Linked DNA regions of Mus musculus: region 2 is linked to region 1. Evidence: chromatin contacts called from ENCODE Hi-C or POLR2A ChIA-PET data. All regions are on one chromosome and are shown on one strand. The core of a region is the stretch at or near the end of the contact, and the rest is flanking DNA. Distances in the headings are between cores, read along the strand shown.

The links. Hi-C counts contacts between places; a loop is a spot of excess contacts on that map. ChIA-PET counts read pairs that join two places held with the same protein, here RNA polymerase II (POLR2A).
Region 2: a loop to region 1 is called in a map of left cerebral cortex, with 5 times the contacts of the local background. The contact joins the enhancer-like site here to the promoter of Phlpp1 in region 1. A Hi-C loop is called at or near these places in 9 of 37 maps with a recorded cell type or tissue (heart and left cerebral cortex). POLR2A ChIA-PET finds 5 or more read pairs at or near these places in 1 of 5 experiments (Patski).

Annotation. Positions count from the first base shown.
Region 1 is chr1:106,168,939-106,173,668 of GRCm38, reverse strand. Phlpp1 (PH domain and leucine rich repeat protein phosphatase 1) reads right to left here and starts at 1,800. Exons shown (of 17, transcript NM_133821.3): 1 at 222-1,800. The coding sequence starts at 1,665. It overlaps Gm20753 (predicted gene, 20753), which reads left to right and starts at 2,145. Exons shown (of 3, transcript NR_040630.1): 1 at 2,145-2,329.
Region 2 is chr1:106,238,637-106,242,925 of GRCm38, reverse strand. The region is part of intron 1 of Phlpp1 (PH domain and leucine rich repeat protein phosphatase 1); the gene reads right to left. Among named protein-coding and RNA genes, the nearest start is that of Phlpp1, 69 kb to the right of the region's middle. Within about 2 kb of position 2,467, at least 2 of the 3 ENCODE cell types and tissues checked have a DNase peak (open chromatin) inside an H3K27ac peak, as active enhancers do; they include left cerebral cortex, where a contact is called at or near this core.

The DNA of each region.
Region 1 (4,730 bases), core at 551-3,050:
TTCCAGGTGACTTTGTCACCTTGTCCACCTGGCTTTCCAACCTCAGGCCTGGACACTCTAAACCTTGCAGATTTCAAGAATGCTCAATTTAGTACTTGCACAGGCGGCATGTGAACAAGCTAGAAAAAGAGTGTCAGACAGACTCACCAGGCCCCTGGAATCATTTATCGATCCCTGCCAAGGTTCGAAGCCATGCATAAACATGCAGGCAACTTCCTTACCTGCATAGAATCGAATGAGACAGCCAATCTCTGAGTCCATGCCTTCCTCCTGCACCCTCCACAGCTCCCCAAATCCCAGTTGGAAGAGGTAGTCATTTTGGATCTGCAATGGCTTCTCGTCCGCCTCCAGGCGCCGGGTAGTCTCTCCATGGAGCTGTACATACAGGGAGGGCGGAGATGTCTTTTGCACGGTCTCCCGTATCCTCCCCGAAGTCGACAGAGGAACGTCCGGAGCTGCGGCTGCCATCGCCTTATCGTCTCCGGGACCCTCGCCCGCTATCACGCCAGTGCTGTCTACGCCCGTCGGGGCTTTCGGCTGCAGTAAAGCCGAGGTCTTCGGGGAAGGCGGCCGAGGCTGCGCGGGGCGGCCGGGGCGGTGGGGCATGGCCGGATCAGCCTCTAACTCCTCCGACGACGACGAGGAGCCGCCGCCGCCGCTGCTGTAGGGGTCCAGCCGGTCTGACACGCTCTCGGCGCTGGGGCTCAGGCTGAAGCTCTCGGTGTCAGAGGCCGGGCGCGGGGCGCGGGGAGGGGACCCGGGGCCGCCCGCGAACAGCTCTCCGGGGCTGGAGTCCGAAGGCGCGGGGCTGATGCGGGGTGCACAGCGCGTCCAGGCGCCCCCGGGCAGCGGCAGATCGGCGGGAGGCGCGCGCGCAGGGCCCCGGACAGCACCAACAGTGCCGCTCGAGGGCGGTGGCTCCACGTCCCTTCCGTGCTCTCCGTCCAGGGTCTGATCGCTGGCGGCAGGGGCGGCGGCGGGAGGCGGCCCGTAGCCCAGCACCTTCACCACCCCGCCGCCTTTGTGGCCCAGCTGCAGAAGCCGGGCCGCCACCTCGGCGGCCGTGGTGTCCAGCGTGCAGAGCACTGGGCGCAGGTAGGACGAGGCCATGTGGCGGTCAAAGACGTGCACACAGCCCCGCTGGAGCTGGTGCCTCACCCAGTCCCTGTCCGACGGCTGCAGCTGAAGCAGCTGCCGGTGCTTCAGGAGCAGCGTCTTCCTGTCCAGGCTCCGGGTGCACAGCGACGCCGAGGCCGAGCAGGACGCCGGGAGGCCGCCAGCGGCCGAAGACGCCGAGGACGGCGACGAGGACGACGAGGCGGCGGCGGCGGCCGACAGATTCCTCTTCAGCCGCCCTCTCTTCAGCAGCAGCGAGTTGGCGCCGCCGCCGGCCGCGGGCACCGGAGCGGCCCCACCGGCCGCGGGCTGGGGAGCTCCCCGCCGCCGCCTGCGCCCGGTGCCTCCGGCGCGGCCGGGCAGCGGCCCCGGCGGCGCCTCGCAGGGGGCCTCCTCTCGCGCCGCGCCGCCGTTCCCGCCGCTCGGGGCCGCCGCGCTCAGCGCGGGATCCGGACACCGGCCGCCCTCGGCCGCCGCCGCCGCCAGGGCTTGGTCCTCACCCGTGGGGTCCGCGAGTCGCTGTGCCGGGGCTGCAGCGGCGGGCTCCATCGTAGCGGGGCTTCACGTCGCTCCCCCAGCTCCGGAGGCAGCGGAGGAGGAGGAGGTGAGGCGAAGGTGGGAGACGGCGGCGGCGGCGGCGCGAAGAGAACGGAGACGCCGATGGCGTTCGGCGCGGCCGCTCCAGAGGATTATGTGGCGATCCGGAGCATTCCGTCGGTGTCTCGGTGTTCCATCCCGCGCGCCGCCCGCCCGTTTCGCCGCCACCGCCCCCCCACACACACCCTCCCCGCGGGTCGCGGGCTCCCCAGCGCCAGGCCCCGCCCGCTGCTGGACAGCCTCAGCTCCCGGGAGCTGCGGCCCGAGCTCGCCTCATGAATATTAATGAAGCGCGGGAAGGCGGGCGGTGGCGGGGCGGAGTTGATCATGAATATGCATCGTTAGCATGACGACATTTCTGCGGAGAGCGGGAGGCTGGGGGCGGGGCCTCAGGGTAAACAAACGTGACGCGTGCGTACGGGGGTGGGGCGGAGCTGTTTCCCAGGAGGTTTGTCCTCGCCATAGAGGAGAGGTGGCGAGAGGGGCTCGCGTTGCACAGTGGGGGTTGTAGTTCATCTTCGTGTCGAGGATACCCAGAAGAGACCAACAGCGAACTACAAGGCCCAGATATCATCAAATTCTGCCCACCCTCTCCTCCAGCTTCTGGCCCTTGTTGGTGGGTATTGTGCCCTCTGCCGTTGAACTCTGTGTCCTGTGAACGTTTTTCATTAACTTGATCCTCTCCTGCTTGCCAGATGAGTTTTATTTTCCTGGCTAATTGAAATTGAGAGTTTTTAGGAACTCTAAACTCTAGGTAAGGCCTTTGTATGAGACAAAAATACATACACAGTTCACAGGATCGCTGGCCCCGTCTTCCTGACTTTTTCCGCACTTTTTTCAAGGCCCATGAAAGCTAGCAGTGTTTGCACTCAAATTAAACCCATTTACTCCCTCCCCTATTAGGACAGAAATAGCTAAGGACCTGCTTGGAGCCTTGTATCCCGTTGGTTTTAAGCTTAAAAGAAGCTTAACGACACAAAGCAGTGGACGAAGGAAGAAATATTAAAATGGAGTCATAGTGGGATAGGAGATAGACTTGCTTTCTCTTGGTTCTTTCTGGATTTTTCTTTCCGCACTCGGGGCCGGGTAGAAAGGGTGAATGAGACAAGGTTTCCCAGTCTAGTCTGTTCTCCATACTTCCGTCCACAAACTGCTCACCACCTACGCTCTACCTATGTTGTATGGGTGTTTACTGTTACATTGTATGATCTATAAACATTTTTTTATTGGTTGAACCAAGCTGGTTTAGGGCAATTAACTATTTGAAATAATTTGATAAACGTTGGTCATTGAGTTGCCACTCTCATGATGGCATTGCAGATGTAGACACTAATTAAAAGTCTTTTTCCGGAGTTAGAGGGCTCAGCAGCTAAGAGCGTGGGCTGCTCTTCAAGAAGACCCATATAATAGCTCACCCTGAAGACAGTGCTCCAATGTAATGCATAGACATATTCCAGGCAAATCATTCCTATACATAATGATAATAATTTTTTTAAATTAAGTTCTTCCTGACACTCGATAGACTAAAACAGGAAGAACTTTATGAGCTCAAAACTAGCCTCTTTTACAGAGCAAGCTCCAGGCCAGCCAAAGTTACATAGTAACTCAAAGAATAATAGTAATAATAATAATGAAGATATCCTGTACCTTACCTTTGGGTTCCAGAAGACTAATATTTATTATGGGAATATTATACACACATGCATATACATTTATTTATAGTTATAAGTCTCAGTGGTGATGCCTTTATCCTGCCATTCAGAAGGCAGAGAACAGCAGATCTCTGAATTTGATGCCAGCCTGGTCTACATGATGACATCCTGTCTCAAAACAAAAGAAGTTATGATAATAGTTGTCAAACACTGTTAGGGCGGTGGACAGACACTTGATTAGATCCAATTGGACTGAATTTAGAATCACCATGGAAACACGGGGTATGTGTGTGAGGGTGAGGTGCCCTGAGCACTGACAAAGTGTGCCCAGCTGTCTGGAACTCCTGCCACGCTGCCCTCCCTGCCCTGACGTTCTCTGCCCTCAAACTGTGAGCCAAATACGTCTTTCTTTATTTGGGTATTTAGTAACCTTTTGTTAGGTGTTTGTTACAGCAATGGGAAAAGTAACTATCTCCAAATAAAGAAAAAAGTAGATCTTCTCCACACAGAAGAACAAGTGTTGGAGCTGGAGAAATGTCTCAGCAGCTAAGAGCAAGAGGACCCAGCTTCAAGTCCCTGCACCACATGGTATTTCACAACTGTCTAACTCCAGTTCCAGGGAATCCCATTCTTTAGCCTAGCTTCTGTGAACACTGTGTGTATGTGGTGCACAGATACATGTACAGACAAAACTCCTGTACATATAAATAAATTTTCAGGAAAATATTTTAAAGCAGGTATTAAAATGCAATTATGCCAGATTTCACACATGGAATCTGTAATATAAAAGACAACCTATCGCGTACTTCTCAGGAATCCCACTGGCAGGGATAGCAGAATGGCAAGAAAGACCCACAGTGTGATCCCGAACCTTCAGGAAGTGACTAAACAAGAATGTGAAAGGAAAGAAAGAAAACGAGAATTTCTGAAGGAGTAGACTGTCTTTGTAATACCAGATAAAACAGAGCTCTGCAGTTGAAATAGCAAATTGGTGAAAAAGCAATGAAATCTAAGCATTCATTGTGGGGGGGGGGGAGTTGTTGAGTCATAGGATATCATGTAGACCCTATGCAGCAACCCACACTCTACAATTGCTGTGAATGAGAGAAGAGTTTTGATTTGAAAATAAAACTAAAACTGTTTTCCAGGCAGCTTCAAAATAGTTGGGGGCAGGGAATGCTTCGGTTCTAATGTCCTAAGCCATGCCACAGCACATCACACAGTGCCCTACCCTTTGAAGCATTCCAGACATGCTGTCCACCGTGTGCTTCTGCCTGGCCACACCTTCTGATCACTTTGTTGTGGTATTGGAGCTTGAACCCAGGTCACCCTGCAGGCTAGGCAACCACAAAAGATGACATCTTT
Region 2 (4,289 bases), core at 1,218-3,717, 69 kb before region 1:
CTGCTGCTACTGCTGCTGCTTCTCTCTCTCTCTCTCTCTCTCTCTCTCTCTCTCTCTCTCTCTCACACACACACACACACACACACACACACACACACACACACACACACACGGGAAGTTGTGTTTGTTTGTTAATTTTTCAATGGAATTAAATTGTTGAAAAATTTCAATGCAAACTCGGCCTGACAGTAAAAAAGAATCAGTAATTTAAACCCTGTTTATCAGTGGCTTTTCTTTATATTGTGTTTAGGGAATAAGGCATTTTGAGAAATTAGAAGGTAAAAGGGAGAAAAAAAGCAAAGTACAATAGTGATACTTTAATGAGAAAAGAGGAGCAAAGTCAGAATATTTTCCCCAGAAAAAGTTGGGACCATCTCAAACTTCTGAGCAAATCATTTATCCTAAAAGGACATCAGCAACAAAACCAACTGCTTCACAGTTATGTCCACAGAGCACAAATGTGACAGCAAATTACAGTTTTACTTCAGAACAACAACAGCTCATTAGAAATTGAATAAGGCATGCCTGAGAAAATATTCTTTTCCAGAAGCCTTAGGCTTGAGAACTTTGAAAGACTGGCACCTCTCCAGCTCTAGAAATAAAGCTTAGTCAGTATGTACTCTCCCCTGCAGCTCCGCTGCTTTTTCTGCAGCATACTCAGGGAAGGGATCGCTGAAAGAGGTCTATGAGTCAACATTCCTGATTAGAAAAACATATGCTTAGATTTGTATAAACAACTCCTTGGTTATAGGAATTCAAGTTGACTATATCCAGGCTGAAAAAAAAGAAAATTTACTTTTATGATATCTTTATTCAGATAGAGAAAAATCCCTCACTCACTAATTAATAAATAGTATGCTCAATTATTAGCAGAGTAGTAATTAGAGACAGAAAACAAAAATGGTACCGATCCAGATCCCCCACACTGATCCCTCAGGGCTACGTCCTAGTCTATCAGCTTTTAGGCTTCCAGCAACAGTCTCTGCTGTGTAAGCAGTGATTTCAATAAACTTTGATTTATTATGAAGACTAACTACCTTAGTCACCTCCAAAGTTCCCTGCTGCTATCAGAAACTGACTCAAGGAAGTGCAGCTGTAACATCTTACTGTCCCAACAGCATCCTACAATGCGCAGCGAATAAACTTGGAATACTTGTGTAAAGATCAAGGAAGTATCAAAACATTCAAAGACACAGCAAAAGGGCTCTCACATTGAGAGTGGAGAAACTGTGTATTCCTTAGTAGTTCAAGTCAACCATGAGCAAGTCATCTCAGTGGAAGAAAAGCAGAAGCACAAGACAAACATGATGGAAACTTTACTAATGTGCCTGTACTTTTAAAATTACATGGAAGTGAGCAATGTACAGGGCAGCAGGACAGTGAAATGGTGTGACATTTCCGGAGACCATGCAGGCACAAGGATCATGGGCTAGCCCACTGGAAGTGTATGGGCATGTCTCCTCACTTCTTGTAAGTGAAAACTACGTATCTGAACAAAGTTTATTTCTAAGCAAATCCAGTCATCCCACAAAATTCAAAAGACATACAAACCAAGCAATAATTATTAAGCATTTACCAGGGCAACAATGAAAGTATGCCTGTCTTTGCTTGCCTGGGGATCTGCTGAAAAGAACCATTCAGAGATCCAGGCTGGTACATCCAAGCTCCTGCCAAGTCTCTTGCCAACTGAACTCAGCACTCTAGAACAAAGCCAGTTTTCCTCCTTGCAAAACCCAGTGTCCCACTTCTGCAGTAGTAATGCACATGTACCCAGACCAAAACACTGCAAAGTCTCAATCACTTCCACTCAGCCCTCTTTGTCACATACAGCCACCTAACCACTTCTTGCACATTTTTTCCTGTAAGTCTGCATGCAACCCTTCCACTCTTAAAGGGCCCATACCCAGGTTCTTGACCTTGGTCCCCCATGTCCAACTCAGCTACAGCAATAGCCACCTTGCTCCTTTTTCTGTCTCTAGCCTCCTTCCCTACGAGGAGTTACTGCAGCTATATTCAATTCACTTTAAAGGCTGGGATGTTCTCTAATTCATTTTCAATCCTTGAAGCTATTAAAACATAATATAATGGCTTTCTGAGGGTTGTGGGTCATGTACTGACCCACATTATGGAGCGTTATAGATTTCCAAGACTTAATTCTTCTTGCAATAAGTCTTATTTCAATACTTGGGAATGTCACATAACTTGTCCTGCCTTATCACAAAGCAAATAATTTATTTGCTTTGTGATAAGGCAGGACATATTTTAATCGCCTTGGATCATCATTGTAAGAGCACACGAGAATACAGTAAATTGTATTCATAAAAAGGCTCATGGAAATGACTGGAGTCAGGCTGGCTGTCGTCCATATCATGATTTCTACTTCTCCCATTTTTGGATTACTTAGAAACCTCTTCTGCTTAGCATCTTGGATTAAAGTTATTCTTGAGAGTGATAAGACTCTTGAAACCAAACACCATATGTATTAGTTTTCTCACTGTTGCAACAAAATGCCTGACAAAAGCCGCCTAGGAAGAAGGGATTTACCTTGGCTCACAAGAAACAGACATCACAGTAGGGTGGCGTGGTAGTGGGGAAAGGCATCTGGGCACATTGCATCCACTGCCAGGAAGGAAGCAGAGGGAGGTGAAGCTTGCGGCTCAGCCAAGACCCCAGCCTGTGGAAACATACTTGTCAATATTTAGGGTGGGTCTTCCCTCCTCAATGTAATCTAAAGACGAGCCCAGCCAGGTTTGTCTCAAATTCTAGATCCTATCAAGTTGACAGATTAGCCATCACAGTGAACAAATAATATATGTATATATCTACCTTTACATTTATAAAGTCTTGCCTTTAAAATTTCTCTGACAGTTGGTGGAAGGTAGTGGCCCTCTTTACGCACTCTGCATTTCCTATCATCCCCGGACACGGTTTCATCGTATTTTATTTAATTCATGAACTCACCAGCCTCATAGAGATTTTTCTTTTAAAATTAACTGGTAAACACATACTTTCAAACAAGATTGTAACCATAATAAACAACGTATGGAGCTCAGTGAATTTGTTGCTATGGAAAGTAACAAAGGTTTGTGAGCTCATTTTTCTTATATCTAGGTGCGCATTTGTCTACTAATGGAGATGGATATAAAACTGGCCTTTCACGTGTAGTTTTAAACCACTTGCCTTTATTAGTCACAATTAAAAGACTCTATCAGGAATCTGTAGGATAAAGAAACAAAGCCAGACAAAACAGGTGCTTGAAACAAAAGCTTTGGGACCTACAGACTATGACTTGAGAATGTAGATGGTCAGGTGCTGGTAAATCCCTAGTGAAGGACAGAGGGGGACTGTCCCCACCTTCTCATGCTGGGCTTTCCACCTGCACCTACCCACACCATCCCACACGATCAGAGAACAGTAAGACCAACGTTCTCCTAGGTACCCTACCTCTCCAAAAACCTTTGAAAAACAGACTAAAAATTCTAATAAGTTATTTTGAAAATCCAGGATATATTTGGTTCTACAAAAACAAAAATATTGTCTTTACTTTCCCTCAAAACCAACTTGATGCCCTGAGATTGATACAGCTACACATATAAACACAAAGTTATCTATGATTTTTCTTTTATGACATAATTCTACAATTCTCAGGACAACAATACCCTCTAACCACATGGAAACATTTACTGGAAATGTTTATTTCCATGCAAACAACAAAAAGTCATCTTTTTTTTTCATTCAAATTTAAGAGTAAAACTACTACATAGCAGACACCAGTCTTTCTTCATTATTCACCGTGTTCCCCCACTCCCCAGAGGGGCTCATTTGACATGGTAACAGTGTGGCTCTCTCTGTCTGGCTCTCTGCCTTGACCCAAAACCTTGACGTGCCTTTGTTTAATGTAGCTTTATGGGTTTCTCTGAGACAATATCAACATCTCCAGAGCTGGGAATAAAACAAGCTACCTCTCTAGCAGGTAAAGCTGGTTTGTTTCTCACTCTTCCATTGTTTGCTTCCACCAAGATAGACGGGTCTGGTAGAACTGGTTCCCATCACAGAAAATAATGGAGGTCAAAAAACAATATCACACAAATAGATAAAAATACATATATAAATAAGATATAAGAAACTCTGCATACAATTACACACGCTAGCAAGGGGAAAGAATAATATGTGACATTTCAAATTTTCAAATAATTTTAATGGACTATAGTTTTTTCTGAAGATTGGAGCAGTTTATAAACACATACAATAACTAAAGGCAAATGAGACAGGTAGATAATAGTGGCAGT